2 separate regions of the Homo sapiens genome follow, and region 1 is linked to region 2. A link is a loop called in an ENCODE intact Hi-C map of the cell type or tissue named here. Cell type or tissue: GM12878. All regions are shown on one strand. Region 1 overlaps VAV2 (vav guanine nucleotide exchange factor 2). Region 2 has its middle 31 kb from the start of BRD3.

What was found. A loop is a pair of places that touch in the nucleus more often than their neighbours do. Peaks named below come from ENCODE experiments on the same cell type or tissue, not always from the same donor. Only the 100,000 strongest peaks of a DNase experiment are listed, where the experiment ranks them.
Region 1: it touches region 2 in a loop (3-fold over the local background); 42 of 110 quality-filtered maps call a loop at or near these places.

Annotation. Positions count from the first base shown.
Region 1 is chr9:133,788,924-133,796,923 of GRCh38, forward strand. It overlaps VAV2 (vav guanine nucleotide exchange factor 2), which reads right to left. Exons shown (of 30, transcript NM_001134398.2): 11 at 7,506-7,601; 12 at 6,745-6,813; 13 at 2,860-2,946; 14 at 335-420. Among named protein-coding and RNA genes, the nearest start is that of SARDH, 55 kb to the left of the region's middle. RefSeq lists an enhancer at 4,096-4,145. In GM12878, a CTCF peak has its summit at 4,241 (motif pointing right); no DNase peak of the experiment used is centred here; H3K27ac peaks cover 621 bases.
Region 2 is chr9:134,094,585-134,102,584 of GRCh38, forward strand. No RefSeq gene overlaps it. Among named protein-coding and RNA genes, the nearest start is that of BRD3, 31 kb to the left of the region's middle. RefSeq lists a silencer at 6,729-6,929. In GM12878, a CTCF peak has its summit at 4,781 (motif pointing left); a DNase peak (open chromatin) is centred at 4,787.

The DNA of each region.
Region 1 (8,000 bases), 310 kb before region 2:
TCCGGCAGTCATTTGGCAAAGAGCCCATCCGACCACTCTGGGCCTGTCTTGGGTTCCTGGAGGCTGAGCATTGGCAGTGAGGGGCCTGGCCCTCATCTTTGGCTGCCCCAGCCCAGCCTGGTGCCCGCCACAGGCACAAAAGCCCCACTGCTGTGGCGCCCGCTCGCTGACGAGAAGGAAGGAAGCAATTAAAACTGAACAACACAAAGCCACCGCCAGGCAGCTCTTTCCACAGGAAGGCCTGGCTTCCAGAGCCACTTAGGAGTGGCTCCCTGGGAGGGAGAGCCAGACCCTGGCGGGACGCCACCCAGCCCACAACACGCGCCCTGCTCACCTGTCCTGCTTGGTGTGGTTGACTATGGACCGGACTTTCAGTTCCCCGTCAATCTTTGGTCTTCCAAATTCCTCCAGTTTCACTTGCTGGGAAGAAGGAGAGGGGCCGTCAGCCGGGGCTGGAGCAGCCCCAGTTCTCCTGACCGCACGGGCAGGGCAGACTGTCGTGCACCCAAGGGAACTCCCCACAGGCAGCAGAGGCGGGACGAAGGGAAACAGCCCCTGTGGCTCCCAGCTGGTGCTCAGGATGGACGAGGGAGGGTGCAGAAGACCGGGAAGGGACTGGGCCTGGCAGCTTCTCTCCCTTTCCTGGCCAGCCCTGCCAAGGGGCTCCCTTCAGCTCTGGGGACAAAGGGCGATTGACGGTGCCGGTTGTGTTCACAGAGGCCGCCGCTGTGTGGAGCCCCAAGCGGGACCCGGTCGGAAAAGCCAGAAGCCCAAGCCCCACGTTCAGGAGAGAACAAACAGCGCCTATCTGCTGCAGGGCGGGTGGGGCCGGGGTCCTGCCAAGGGTGAGGCTTCGACTCAGACCCCTGTGTGGTTCGCTGAGGTTCATTTTCGTTGTCTGTCTGGTTTTGTCTCTGTGACTCTTCTGATTCAGAGAGAGCTTCTCTTGACATGTTCCCTGCGTGGCTTTCAAAGTGTCCACACAGACAGGAAAAGGTGGAGGAAAATGCTTCAAGACACGAACAGGGCCCTGCCTGGGAGGTGCTCGAGGCACAGGCTCAGTGTCTCCTTCCAAGGTCTCAGCCCCAGAGGCTGCAAGGACAGCTTTGGTGTCACATAGTCCCAGTCAACTTGCTCCAGGCCTCTGATCTCAGCTCTCACCACCTTCCCTGTGGCAATGGGATTCAGAGCCAGGACTGGGTACAGGGCCTGGCTCATGGGGATGCTCGACGCCTGCTGGCCATGCTGTTTTATTCTTGTTGTTGTCGTTTTTGAGATAGTCTCACTACGTCACCCAGGCTGGAGTGCAGTGGCGCAATCGTGGCTCACTGCAACCTCTGCCTCCCGGGTTCAAGAGATTCTCCTGCCTCAGCCTCCCAAGTAGCTGCGATTATAGGCACCCGCCAGCACGCCTGGCTAATTTTTGTATTTTTAGTAGAGACAGGGTTTTACCACATTTGCCAGGTTGGTCTCGAACTCCTGACCTCAAGTGATCCTTCCACCTCAGCCTCCCAGAGTGCTGGGATTACAGGCATGACCACCGCGCCCAGCCTGTTCTTGCTGTTTAATGAACAAGTATTACTTCTATGTAAAAACTTAAAAAACAAAACAAAACGAACTTTTCTCCTCACGTCCTGCTCACTGTACGCATTTGTGACCGCCTCGCGCAGGAGCTCACGGCAGCACGGACCCGCCAGGTGCTGATGGTGCAGGGTGCGGCCGTCCTTGGCCTCCTCTGCACCCACACATTTTAATTTCTTTCTAAAATGAAAGATGAAGGGGGCAGTATCATAATGCCCTTCAGAAGCTTATTTTTTTTTTCTTTCATCGCCGACGTATCGCAGGTGCTTTTCCGTGCCCCACGTTCGCGGAGGGCATTCTCTTTGTGCTGCTGGCACCGGGTGGGTGTGGCCTGGCCATCGGGGACCTTCCCCTGCCAGCTTCATGTCAGTGAAATCACCAGGGTGAAAATGTTTGTGATTCACCACCAGGGGTAATTTTGCCACCCAAAGGACCCTCTGGTAATGTCCAGAGGCATATCTGGTTGGCATTACTTGAGGGGGTGGGGGTGCTACTGGTGTCTGGTGGGTGGCAGGCAGGTACACTGCTCCACATCCTGTAACGCACAGGGGCAGGTCCCACAACCAAGAATGATCCAGCCCCAGACGTCAGCAGTGCTGAGGTGGAGAAGCCCAGGTTAGAACCAGCAGATCCTCGGGAAGTCGGCTCCGGTCAGCACAGACCAGGGAGTTTGCTTCCTGGGGTGGCGCATCCCCTCTCCCCAGGCAGGACGAGGTGACTGACTCGGTAGCCCAAGCCTGGCCTCTGCAGGGCCAGACTCTGGGGAGCCCCAGGAGGTGGCAGCCCTGCCTGATGGGGTCCGAGGAGCAGAGGCGACTGCCGGCCCCACCGAGCCTGGGCCCAAACCCTGTCCATTGCCCCTGGAGGGGAGAGTCAAGGTGAGGGTGGGCCAGGGGTCCACGAACCAGGGGGCGTCTCCTGCCCCTGGGAGACACAGTTCTCCTCTTGGACTTGAAGGGGTCTTCTGTCTAGGCTTGGGGGAGAAGGGGGGCTGGGCAATGAATACAGTCCCTCCCCTGTCCCCTCCCCTCCCCGTCCCCCTCCCCCCGAGCACAGGCAGTCTTCAGTGCACAGGGCACTTGGGTTGGCTGTCGTGGGCAAGGAAGCGTGGATGCTGGGGGTCTGAGATCAAACTCAGAAGTTGCCGGGCACCAGCCTCTCAACAGGCAGCCATGGTGTGGCTGCCCATGGAGCTCACTCAATACTGGGGCTGTGAACGTGACTTTATAGGTACGTCCTCATCGACCTTCCCTAGCCTGAAGAGTCAGTCTCACTCACCAAATTTTCTATAGAACTCTGAAATTCGCTGATTTTCCTCAAGGTCTCCTTGTCCCGTTTAACTTCATTGATGTACATCGCCAAGTCCTTGAAAACAAGAGGCAGAGGTGAGCGGGCTGTGCTGGGTGGGGTGTGTGTGACTGTGTGTGTAAGCAGGCTGTACTGGGTGGGGTGTGTGTGCATGTGAGCGGGCTGTGCTGGGTGGGGGGTGTGTGACTGTGTGTGAATGAGCTGTGCTGGGTGGGGTGTGTGTGTGTGAGCATGTGTGAGCGGACTGTGCTGTGGTGTGTGTGTGTGAGACAGCATGTGTGTGTGAGCGGGCTGTACTGTGTGGGGTGTGTGTGAGCGGGTTGTGCTGGGTGGGGTGTGTGTGACTGTGTGTGTGTAAGCGGGCTGTACTGGGTGGGGTGTGTGTGACTGTGTGTGTGAGCTGGTTGTGCTGGTTGGGGTGTGTGTGACTGTGTGTATAAGCGGGCTGTACTGGGTGGGGTGTGTGGTATGTGAGCGAGCTGTGCTGGGTGGGGTATGTGTGTGTGATTGTGTGTATGTGTGAGTGAGCTGTGCTGGGTGGGGTGCATGTGTGTGTGTGTGTGAGCGGGCTGTGCTGTGGTGTGTATGTGTATGAGTGATTGTGTGAGAACATGTGTGTCTGAGTGGGCTGTACTGGGTAGGGTGTGTGTGATTGTGTGTGTGATTGTGTGAGCAGGTTATGCTGAGTGGGGTGCGTGTGATTGGGTGTGTGTTATTGTGTGTGTGTATGTGAGCAGGTTGTGCCGGGTGGGGTGTGTCTGACTGTGTGGTTGTGTGTGTGAGCAAGCTGTGCTGTGCAGGGTGTGTGTGTGTGAGCGTGTGTGTGCATGCACGCACATACATGCAGGAGCTCAGCCCCCAAGGGACCCCCCCCCCCACCCCCCACCCAGCATCCAGGCACCGGGCGTTTCTGGACCTTCTTCCTCCATCCTGCCGGGGAGGCCGCCCTCGAGACAGGAGGGCTGAAAAACATCACCTCTGCATGACAGATGAGGAAACTGAGGCAGGAAAGGGAACACACTGACCGAGAGCCACACCTCGTCAGTGATGATGCCAAGAGCCCCAAACTCCTGGCTGGTGCCACTTCTTTCTACCCCATCACGTGGTCCCTCTTAAACATCCTAATAGAGGGAAGCAGCCCTGTGTGTGGGAGCCACATCAGGCCACATAAGAGCCACCTAGACTTGGGCTGACCTATGTCCCTGTTCTTGGGAAGCTTCCCCCTCCCCAGCCTCTCTAAGCCACAGCCTCCCCTTGGAGCCTGGACAGAATGAGGGGTCAGGAAGTCCCTCTCTCCACGGGTCTGGCCACCCCCACTCCGGCGCCTGCCTGCCGTGCTGCAATCCTCGTGCTGGCCACCAGAGAGCAGTGCCCACTTCAGTCCAGAAAACGCAGTGTCCAGACCTGGCCCACAGCGGAACCCAAGGGAGCCGGCCACGTGGGCGGTCCTGGCCCTGCCCCCCGAGAGCAGCGGGTGGAATTCCCCAAAATGCAAGTGACCAGCCAGGGCCAGAGCCAGAGCCAGAGCCAGGTCTTCAGCAGGTTCCCATCCCTCCCGCCCTTCCTCGTTCCTAGAAGACCTCACCATTGGCTCCCCACCCACCCCGCAGGAGGGAACTTCCTGGGGAGGCTGCAGCACGCTGTCTGAAAGGGGTGTTCCGTTTTCTTGTCGTTGTCCACTTGCCTTTAAAATAAGGAATAAATTCCCAGAGACAAGGACCCCAGTAGCAAGTCTGGAGCTCAGGACCACCCCCCTCCCAAAGGCAGAAACATTACAACTGTGACCACCGCGGCCCCTGCGTGCACCTGGCCCAATGCCTGGCATGAAATAGGAACAGATGGAAGTTGCCCGAATGAATGAGCAGGTGAGGGAAATGTCTGTACTTTGATACAGAGGCAGGACTGCAGTCAGCTCATGGAGCTTGGACCTAAAACCGCAATTCCCTTGGAGACAAACCTCAGGCCCACAGCGGCACGGGGGCTGATTCTCAAAGACGCTGCCGTACAAGGAGTGAGCCCTCAGTCCCTAGGGGAAATCAAGCCCAGGTACAGCGACGACTCCCATAGTGGCTGCATGAATGACTTCCTATATAAATTGGGAATGGATCAAAAGACTTCTAAAATCCCCCCAGCCCTGAAGTTTCATGATGAGGTTCGGTGGCTCTCAGAAAGGCAGACGCACACCCGCAAGTCACCGAGTACTTTGTGCAGCACCGTGAGCTACACTCCTGGGAAACCATCCCGTCGAGGGGCTCAGAGCCACTCGCCAGCCAGACACCGAGTGCTGAGAGTATGAAACGCAAGACCACACTCAGGGCCCGGGTGCACGGCCCACTGCACCTGCTGTCACTGTCTCAGAGCCCCCGAGGACGCATCCACGCTGGCTCACACACCGTGGCTCACAGCAGACAGGCCAGAGCAGGTGTTGGAGAGGGGCGGCTTGGGGGCTGCAGAGCTGACACCGAGAAAGTTCTGTCAGCCCGTCATGGCAGGAGGCTTTCCTGGAGCATTCCTCAGGGTGCTCGCTGCCCAGTGCAGCCGAGCGGGAATCTGAAGGTCTCTGGGACCACCTCCCGTGCCCACACACGAGTGCCCACAGGATTTGGAGTAAATTTCTCCCCGAGCACAAGCCCTGCTCAGAGAACCTCTTAGCACCGGCGGCCAAGCACTGGCCCCACTCCCGTCCCAGCCCAACAGCAGCTATAGACAGAGACAGATTACAGCCCCTCCCCCACCCAGAGGGAGCTCCTTAAATGAGGTACCTGGGAAAGGAAAAGGGGGCCCAAAGCCCAGGGGGGCTGCCCAGAGGGCAGGGGCCAGGTGTCAGAGGGCAGGACTGCAGCCCTGAGGGGGGCTGGCAGAGGTGTCCTGTGCTCCCGACGAGGGAGATGTGGGGGGGGTCGTCATCCCTCCACCCAGATGCAGCTGGAGGGGACCTACCACATGCCAGGTGCTGTGCCTGGCCTGGGGACACAGGTGACTATGGCTGACACATGCCTGGCTGGGAAGGAGATGGCACGAACAAGTGTGTCCAGGAGGAAGAGTGCCACCCACGAGGAAGCCAGTTCCCTGAGGACAGAACCCAGTGGGGGGCGATCCTCCCTGGAAAACGTTCTGTCCACAGTGAAGGCAGGATGAGCAGGACGTGGCCAGGTGACGAGGAGGAGGGTGCACCTGAGCCAACACCCGGAGCCGGGGAAGTGCAGGGCACGTGCAGGAGCCTGGGAGGGATCAAACCTGCCTGGAACTGTGCTGAACACAGCTGCGACATCAGGGGCAAGTATCCTGCAGAAGGCCGGGAGTGCCAGAGTGAGGAGCCCATGCCTGCTTCATGGGCAGAGGGAGCCACGGAAGGTTTCTGAGCAAGGGAGTGGCATGAGCTGAGCTCACCCGGACAAGGGGAGAGAGGGAGGCATGGCTGGCTGGGGGCCCTCGAAACAGCCAGGAGCGAAGGAGCTCCCCAGGCAGGTAGCTGAGAGATGGCACCGGAGGTGGCATTTTAGAAGCAGAAGCCTCAGTGCTGGGAGTGAGAAGCACTGGGCCAGAAAGCCCAGAATGGAGGCCAATGCCTGGGGGAAAAGCAGGGGGAGGGGAGGCTCAAGGGAGGTCTTGTTGGACAGGTGAGGTTAGGACTCGGGACACCTGAGGGGGCACCTGACCTGCAGTGCCCTCCACCCGTCACCTCTACCTCCTGTGGGTCTCACCCACTGCCCTGCCCTGCCCTGCCCCAACTCCTGCTGTCCCAGGAAACTGTCCACAGTCAAAACTGAGGCTCGTTAATGAGCCCAATTCCAGTCCAAGAACACGGGCTAAGCCAGACGGTGGCTTCTCCCCTGCCTCAGTTTACCCACACACCTGCATGGCTTCCAGTGCTTCTTTGAGCTGCTGCCTCTCAGGCCGTTCCGCAGAATGGCTCAGAAGCTCCTGGAAGGGTGAGAAGAGTGTCATGTGTTACCACTCGGGGGTTCTGGCCTCTGCCCTGGCCCCTACCTGGGGCAGGAGGTGTGCACAGAACCAAGTCCTCAGAAGAAAGCCACCCCCACCCGCCAGCCAGGCTGGGTTTGGCTGCCCGACACCAAAGGACAGAGAGTGACTCCTCCACAGGGGATACCCCACTTCTTGGCAGGGGCGCTCCCAAACCTTGTGGATAAGGGAAGGGAGTGACCGTGAGAAGGGCCATGAAGGCAGCAAAAAGCAAGGCGCTGTGCCAGCATTCCACGGGAAAAGGGCCTCGCAAGGTGCCGGGCAGAAACCACCGCCTTCCCTCCCAGGTCTGGCTTTCCTGAAGCCCTTCCATGTCCATTTCTGCCATGGCCACCAGGAAGCTCAGAGACCAACCACAGTAGCTTTCTTATTCCTGGTGTGAGGACGCTTTTCTGTCTCTTTCAGTTTTCTGACCTCTTTAGTGATTGGACTCATCATTTTCCTCTGTGTATTTACTGTGATAATCGGCCATCACATGCATTGAGCGGTGATTATGAGCTAAGCATGAACTGACTTGTCTATATTCAACTTAATCTGTCTGTGGGCTGCAACCTATACCCCCTGGAAGCTGCCAGCCCTCATCTGACTCCAGCAGTGATGACCCCGCAGGCACCCGGGGCCCAGAGCCTCACCTTCAAGAGCAGGTGGTATTTGAGCACCCTCTGCATGGGGACCACCAGCAGGTCTTGCAGCTTAAATTTTCCATCCTGGACCTTCAGTGTGCACTCCTGGGAGGGCGACAGGGCGATGGGAGAGCCCTCCCCGAGGAAAGCCTGAACCCACCCACCTGTACCCCCGCCCACAGAGAGGGGAGACCTAAGCCCAGAACTCAGGCCCAGACGTTTGGCCCTTCTCTAGCCAGGCTCCCGGAACCAGTCCATGCACCAGGTGTGTGCAGAGGGGGGGGCTTCACAACACATGGCTCCCACCCTGCCGTGTCTGCACTGGCCACACTGGGACGCAGTGAGACACGTGCGATGCTACGGAAACCCTCTCGGGGCGCCTGCTGGGCCTGTCTGGATGTGGCCTTGACTCTTCCGCCAGGCCAGGTCCTTTGGAGAAGGTCCTTTGGAGAAGGGGCAGCAGGCCATCCCCCATTCACCAACCCCTCTCTGGTCTGGCCTCTG
Region 2 (8,000 bases):
CTGATAAGGGATTAATATCCAAAATATATAAGGAACTTATATAACTCAATAGCAAAAAATCCCACAAATATCCCAGTTAAAAATGGGCAAAGAACCTGCATAGACAGTTTTCAAAGAAGACAAAAATTGCCAATGGATGTTTAATTGTGACATTTAACAGATATCCTTGCAGTTTAAGATGATACTTTAAAAATGAATTATCTCCTAATGATTACTTGAGCCCTGCCAATCAATGGGAGAATCAGCAGAACCGGTAAGATCTTATTTGGAATTGACATTTTCTATTGTAATTTTCTTCCTGTTTATTTTAAAAATTTCCTTCTGTTTCACTGGAAAGGACAGGTGATACTCAGTTGGTTTTTTTTTTTTCGAGACGGAGTCTCGCACTGTCGCCCAGGCTGGAGTGCAGTGGCACGACCTCGGCTCACTGTTCACGCTATTGTCCTGCCTCAGCCTCCCGAGTAGCTGGGACTACAGGCGCCTGCCACCATGCCTGGCTAAATTTTTTTGTATTTTTAGTAGAGACGGGGTTTCACCACGTTAGCCAGGATGGTCTCGATCTCCTGACCTCGTGATCCGCCCGCCTTGGCCTCCCAAAGTGCTGGGATTACAGGCGTGAGCCACAGCGCCCGGCCAATGCTCAGTTTTAAATGTGCAGTGGTGTACACCTGTAATCCCAGTTACTTGGGAGACTGAGGGGGCCAGGAATTCAAGACTGGTTTGGGCAATATAGCAAGACCTTGCCTCTAAAAAAATTATTGTAAAGGCTGGGCATGGTGGCTCACACCTGTTATCCCTGCACTTTGGGAAGCCAAGGCAGGAGGATTGCTTGAGTCTAGGAGTTTGAGACCAGCCTGGGCAACATAGTGAGACCCCATCTCTGCAAAAAATAAATGTAAAAAACTAACCAGGTATGGTGGTATGTGCCTGTAGTCCCAGCTACTCAGGAGGCTGAGGTTGGGAGGTTCACTTGAGCCCAGGAGCTCAAGGCTGCAGTAAGCAATGATTGTGCCACTGCACTCCAGCCTTGGTGACAAAGCGAGACCCAATATCTAAATTAAAAAGGAAAATGTGTACAAGTTGCTTTGTTACAATAAGACTAAAGGTGTACACACACACACAATGGCCAACTGGTCTATGAAAAGGTGCCCAACATCACCAATGATGACAGAAATGCAGAAATGCAAACGCCAGGGTCTGAATGTTTGTGTTTCCCCAAAATTCATAGGTTGAAACCCAATCCCCAAGACGATGGCATTAAGAAGTGGGGCCGGCTGGGTGCAGTGGCTCACGCCTGTATTCCCAGCACTTTGGGAGGCCAAGGTGGGCAGGTCACGAAGTCAGGAGTTCGAGACCAGCCTGGCCAATATGCTGAAACCCCATCTCTACTAAAAATACAAAAATTAGCCAAGCGTGGTGGTGCGCCCCTGTAATCCCAGCTGCCTGTGAGGCTGAAGAAGAAGAATTGCGTGAGCCTGGGAGGTGGAGGTTGCAGTGAGCCAAGATCGTGCCATCGCAATCCAGCCTGGGTGACAGAGAGAGAGTCCATCCATACAAAAAAAAAAGTAGGGCCTTTGGGGGTGATCAGATCGTAAGGACTCTGCCCTCTTAAAGGGGATTAATGCCCTTGTAAGAGAGGCATGAGAGAGCTTGTTCACCCCTTTCACCATGTGAGAGCACAAAGAAGGTGCCATCTGAGGAATGGACACTTAGCAGATCCTCAGTTAGCTGGTGCCTTGATCTTGGACTACCCAGCCTCCAGAACTGTGAGCAATCAGTTTCTGTTGTTTATAAAGTACCCAGTCTAAGATATTTTGTAATAGCAGTGCGAACTGACCATGGCAGCAAATTAAAACCACAATGAGATATCACTTCACACGTTAGGATGGCTGTAACCAAAAGACAAGGGATAAATGTGAGCAAGGCTGTGGTGAAAGGTACATTTGTACACTGTTGATGGGTATGTAGATCGGTACCATCATTATGGAAAACAGTATGGAGGCCCTTCAAAAAACTAAAGGTAGAACCACCATATGATCCAGCAATCTCTCTTCTGGGAATATAGCCAAAGGAGATGAAATATAAGCACTTCATAGAGATACCCGCACTCCCATGTTCAATGCGGCACTATTCGCAATAGCCAAGGCATGGAATCCACCTAAGTGTCCACTGACAGAGGCCTAGATAAGGAAACTGTGGTCTACACATGCAATGGAATATTTCCAGCTCTTCAAAAGGAGATTCTGGCTGGGCACGGTGGCTCACACCTGTAATCCCAGCACTTTGGGAAGCCAAGGCGGGCAGATCACCTGAGGCCAGGAGTTCAAGACCAGCCTGGCCAACATGGAGAAACCCTGTCTCCACTAAAAATACAAAAAATTAGCCAGGCGTGGTTGCGGATGCCTGTAATCCCACCTACTCAGGAGGCTGAGGCAGGAGAATCGCTTGAATCCAGGAGGCAGAGGCTGCAGTGAGCCAAGATCATGCCATTGCACTCTAGCCTGGGCAACAAGAGTGAAACTCTGACTCAAAAAAAAAGGAGATCCTGCCTATGCGACAACATAGATGAACCTGAAGACATTATGCTAAATGAAATAAGCCAAACATAGAAGGAAAAGTACTGCATGATCTCATGTATATATGAAATTTTTTTTTGCGGGTGGGGGTGGGGATGGAGCCTCACTCTGTTGCCCAGGTTGGAGTGCAGTGCAGTGGTGGTATCTTTGCTCACTGCAACCTCCACCTCCCTTCCTGGGTTCAAGTGACTCTCCTGCCTCAGCCTCTTGAGTAGCTGGGATTACAGGTGCGTGCCACCACGCCTGGCTAATTTTTGTATTTTACTAGAGACAGTGTTTCACCACGTTGGCCAGCCTGGTCTTGAACTCCTGACCTCAAGTGATCCACCCGCCTCGGCCTTCCGAAGTGTTGGGATTACAGGCATGAGCCACAGCACCTGGCCAAAATATTTTTTAAAAGTGTCAAATACGGCCGGGCACGGTGGTTCACGCCTGTAATCCCAGCATTTTGGGAGGCCGAGGCAGGCGGATCACGAGATCAGGAGATCAAGACCATCCTGGCTAACAGGTGAAACGGCATCTCCACTAAAAATTCAAAAAAAAAAATTAGCTGGGCATGGTGGCGGGAGCCTGTAGTCCCAGCTACTCGGGAGGCTGAGGCAGGAGGATGGGGTGAACCTGGGAGGCAGTGGTTGCAGTGAGCCGAGATCGAGCCACTGCACTCTAGACTGGGCAACAGAGCGAGACTCCATCTCAAAAAAAAAAAAAAAAGGTGTCAAATACATAGAAACAGTAGAACAGTGGTTACAGGGGCTTGCAGGTGGTGGAGATTGAGATGGAGGCCAAAGGGTACAAAGTTAAAGTTACACAGGATGAATGAGTCTAAAGATCTAAAGTCCAGCGTGAGGACTATAGTCATCAATAATAATGTATTGTATACCGAAAACTTACTGAGAGTAGATTTTAGGGGCTCTCAGCACGCACACAGAGGGGGCAACTATGTGAGACGATGGACATGCTCATTTGTTTGACTGTTGTAAGCATTTCACAACGTTACATGGTGCACATTATTATTATGATTACAAACAGGGTCGCACTTTGTTACCCAGACTGGAGTGCAGCGGTGCCATTATAGCTCACTGTAGCCTCAAACTCCTGGGCTCAAGAAATCCTCCCGTCTCAGCTTCCCAAAGCTCTAAGATTACAGATGTAAGTCACTGTGCCCAGCCTGCGCTTTAAATAGTCTATATTTAAGTATTAATTATGGCCGGGTGCGGTGGCTCACGCCTGTAATCCCAACACTTTGGGAGGACATGGTGGGTGGATCGCTTGAGGTCAAGAGTTTGAGACCAGCTTGGTCAACATGGCGAAACCCCCATCTCTACTAAAAATACAAAATTAGTCGGGCATGGTGGCACATGCCTATAATCCCAGCTACTCGGGTGGCTGAGGCAGGAGAATCACTTGAACCTGGGAGGCGGAGGTTACAGTGAGCTGAAATCATGCCATTGCATTCCAGCCTGGGTGACAAGAGCGAGACTCTGTCTCAAAAAAAACCCCCAAACTATTCCTTAAATAGTACATTAGGTATATATGAAATAGCATATATTTAATAATAATAAAGAAACTGACATGGATATATTGCTATTTTTTTTTCTAGACAGGGTCTCACTCTACCACCCAGGCTGGCATGCAGTGGTGCAATCAAAGCTCACTGCAGCCTTGAACTCCTGGCCTGAAGTGATCCTCCTGCCTCAGCCTCCCAAAGTACTGGGATTACAGGAGTGCAGCACCACACTCGGCTGGTACATTGCTATTAATTAAACTCAGGTTACATTTGGATTTCACCAGTCTGCCTGCCAATGCCCTTTTTCTGTTCGGAATCCAACCTAGGGCACTGCTTTGCACTGAGGTGTGAGTTCCCTCCCATCTCTGACAGTTTATCAATCTTTTCTTGCTGTTTATGACCGAGACAGGTTTGAGAAGCACGGATGGGGTATTCTGCAGAATGCACCCCCATCTGGGGCTGTCTGAGGTTTGCTCCTGATCAGTCTAGAGAGAAGACCGTGAAGCCAAGTGCCTTCTGCTCACGTTCGTCACAGCAGGGACCCATGCAGCCCATGAGACCTCATCGCCCGGGGTCACGCCCACCAGGCACCTGCACTGTGACGTTGCTGTTCCCCTACTCGGTACTCTGTTCTTTGGGAGAGAGAAGAGAGGCACTAAGCACATTGCACTCTCACAGGGCAAAGGTTTTAGCTCCACCTCCTGGAGGGGGACAGTACTACATGTCACTTGGGATTCTTCCATTCTTCTCTAAGGAAGATCTGTCTCTCCACCATTTATTCAATCACTATGAACTGATGTATATTTATGTCATACTTTGGGTCATAATCCAATGCTACATTATTTATTTTGTTGTTCTAATCATCCCAGCTTTGGCCACTGGGTGCTCTTTCCAGGTTGGCCCTGTGTCCCTGTGACCTGCCCCGTCCTTTTGTTTCTTGAGCAATTCCCTACTTTCCGTCATTACTTAATGCTCCAGGCTTGAAACAAAAGATGTCACTCTGACCGTGCGCAATGGCTTACACCTATAATCCCAGCACTTTGGGAGGCAGAGGTGGATGGATCACTTGAGGCCCGGAGTTTGAGACCAGCCTGGCCAACATGGCAAAACCCTGTCTGTACTAAAAATACAAAGAATTAGCCAGGTGTTGGAGCACGTGCTTGTAATCCCAGGTACTCAGAAGGCTGAGGCACAAGATTCGCTTGAACCCAGGAGACAGGGGCTCCAGTGAGCCAAGATTGTGCCACTGCACTCCACACTCCAGCCCGGGAGGCAGAGTCACACTCTGTCTAAAAAAGAAAAAAAAAAGATACCAGCCTGACTCCCCAGCTGATTCATTTAGTCTTCTGGCAAGTCTCTGTTAAGCACCTGCTGCATACCCACTGCTGTAACAGTGCCAGGAACATAGTGTGCATAAAGCCTTCCTCCATCCATATCTTCAAACAACAGCCCATGAAGCCCGTGCTCTGTCCCCAGAGTTGTACCGGGCTTAGGGGATTCTGCAGAACATAGCAGATGAGACCTCTGCCCTTGCAGAACATGCACCTGAGTGGTGCAGAGAGACCTAAAGTCATAATGACAGCAGCAGCTGTGTGCGGTGAACCCTGCTGAGGCTACCAAGGGGGCTAGTGGGGAAAGCCTGGAGCCCTTTGTGACAGGCAGAAGTGGTAAGCCTGGGCTCTACCCTAAATCTTTGGAGCGAGCTGCTGCTGCAATCCTCCCAGTGACTGCGTGGCTCTAGATAAGGCACCTTTCCAGAACCTCCTCTCATTTCACAGGGGCCAGAATGGGACCAGGCCATCTATTTCCACATCATGTGGATGGAGAAACAGAGGCCGTGTTCAGGACCCCAGAGCCAGGGGGCCCTTGGCTAAGACCCTCTCCCCCTGGCCGGGTCCAGCATTCCAGACTGGAAATCAGAGAGGACAACATCCTAGATACAGGGACCAGCACTGACCAGGAGTTCACAGAAAGGCCATCCCTGCCCCTAGACACACTGTTATATGTAAATGCTTGTTCCCCGGTGCTGCAAAGAAATAGCACTTGAACATAAATTTAATCCTCTCAGCAAGGCCTTTTGTACTTTCTGCAGAAAGGGTGCTCATCGCAGATGGAATAATGGCGAGAGCACATCCGAACAAAGGAGGGAAGCAATTTTTATTCCTCACGCAGTTTGTCCCAGCTACTGCGTCCTGTCTCCATTGGCAGGAGCCAGACCGCACAATCTAAACTAAAACCTGATTGGCTAACAGTTTAAAACTTTTCGGCCAGGCGCGGTGGCTCACGCTTGTAATCCCAGCACTTTGGGAGGCCGAGGCGGGCGTATCACGAGGTCAGGAGATCGAGACCATCCTGGCTAACATGGTGAATCCCTGTCTCTACTAAAAATACAAAAAATTAGCCGGGTGTGGTGGCGGGTGCCTGTAGTCCCAGCTACTCAGGAGGCTGAGTCAGGAGAATGGCGTGAACTCGGGAAGCGGAGCTTGCACTGAGCCGAGATCGTGCCACTGCACTCCAGCCTGGGAGACAGCAAGACTCCATCTCAAAAAAAAAAAAAAAAGAAATTTTCTAAATAGGTAAAAGTAATGGAAGGATAAAGGAAAAGAGGAAGTTGCTTACGAAAGGACTTAGAAAAGTAATAACATTCCCAAATAAGGAAGGGGCATGGGCTGTGAGCTGGGACATGCCTGTGATCACGTCCAGCACAGATGTCTTGGTTAAAGTACAAGGACATAGAATATATTACATGCCTGTGAGCATGTCTAGCATAAAGCTAGTCTTTAAAAGAAACTATTATTTCTAACCCTTATGATTTATTTTTAACAAGAAGGGAAACTTTGAAGAGGAACTTTTACTTTCTACACACTTCATCCCAAATTTGACCCTGGCTCGTGTTTAGAGGGGGGCGGTCAGCACAACCTGCCTTGCGGTTTGACTTAAAGATGAAGCGGGAGTAGACCCGGTGTGGGGGCATCCCGGGCTCTGGTACACAGTAGGCGCTCAGTGGGTGTGCTCTGGCCTGGTGACGTCTCTGGACACTGAGGTGGAGGGACCCTGTACAGCAGTCTGTCATAGGGAATTGCCCAGGTACAGGATGGCAAAGCTGACAGATAGATGTACCAGTCTCCCTGCCTGCCAGGCAGCTCTCAGCCTGCAGACATCGCCAATCTCTAGCGCCTGAGCAGGGAGCAGGGACTGGTCAGCAAAGCCATGCGCAAGGAAGGCTGGTGATGTGTGCAAGGTGGGCAGGCAGCCAGGCCTCGGTGCCCGGGGAGGAAAGGCATACAGGGAGCCTGGGATTGGCATTGGGTAAGGTGCTGACACCCTGGAAATGAGTGGAGGATGGCAGAGCCTCAGACATTAGGAGTACTGCCTCCCTCTTCACCGAGCCAAGGAGATGGGGAAAGGAGGGGAAAGAGAGGAATGTATGCACTTCTTCATTGATAACTGGGGAAATGGAGGCAAAGGGGGCTGTGGGCGGGCCTCAGGACCTTTAGGAACCCCACCAGTCTGGCTTGGTTGGTAGCTGCATGTGTGCAGACAGCGTTAGTGCATACCACAAATGCACAGAGGGACAGGCTGAGTTGCATTCTCTCCCTCCTGTCCTGGAGTTGTAGCCAGGGCTCACATCCCTCGGTCCCCGGACTCCTTTCCCTCTAGGTTGCTTTCCCTCCCAGTTGCCCGCCTCTGGTATTTGTTGCTACTTACAGAATCTTTAGGACCAAAGGGCTGAGCGTGGGGCCAAGAATCTGGTGAGCAACAAGTCACTGGCTCTGCCCCTTCCACTTTTGACAGGGTGTACCCGGGGTGGGGAGACGGTGATCCTAGACCCGCTGTCACCTGTGGGGCTGTTCAGTGCATGAGGGTAAAGAACGAGTTGGTCCCACTGCTCATAGTTTATCCCTGCCACTTGGCAC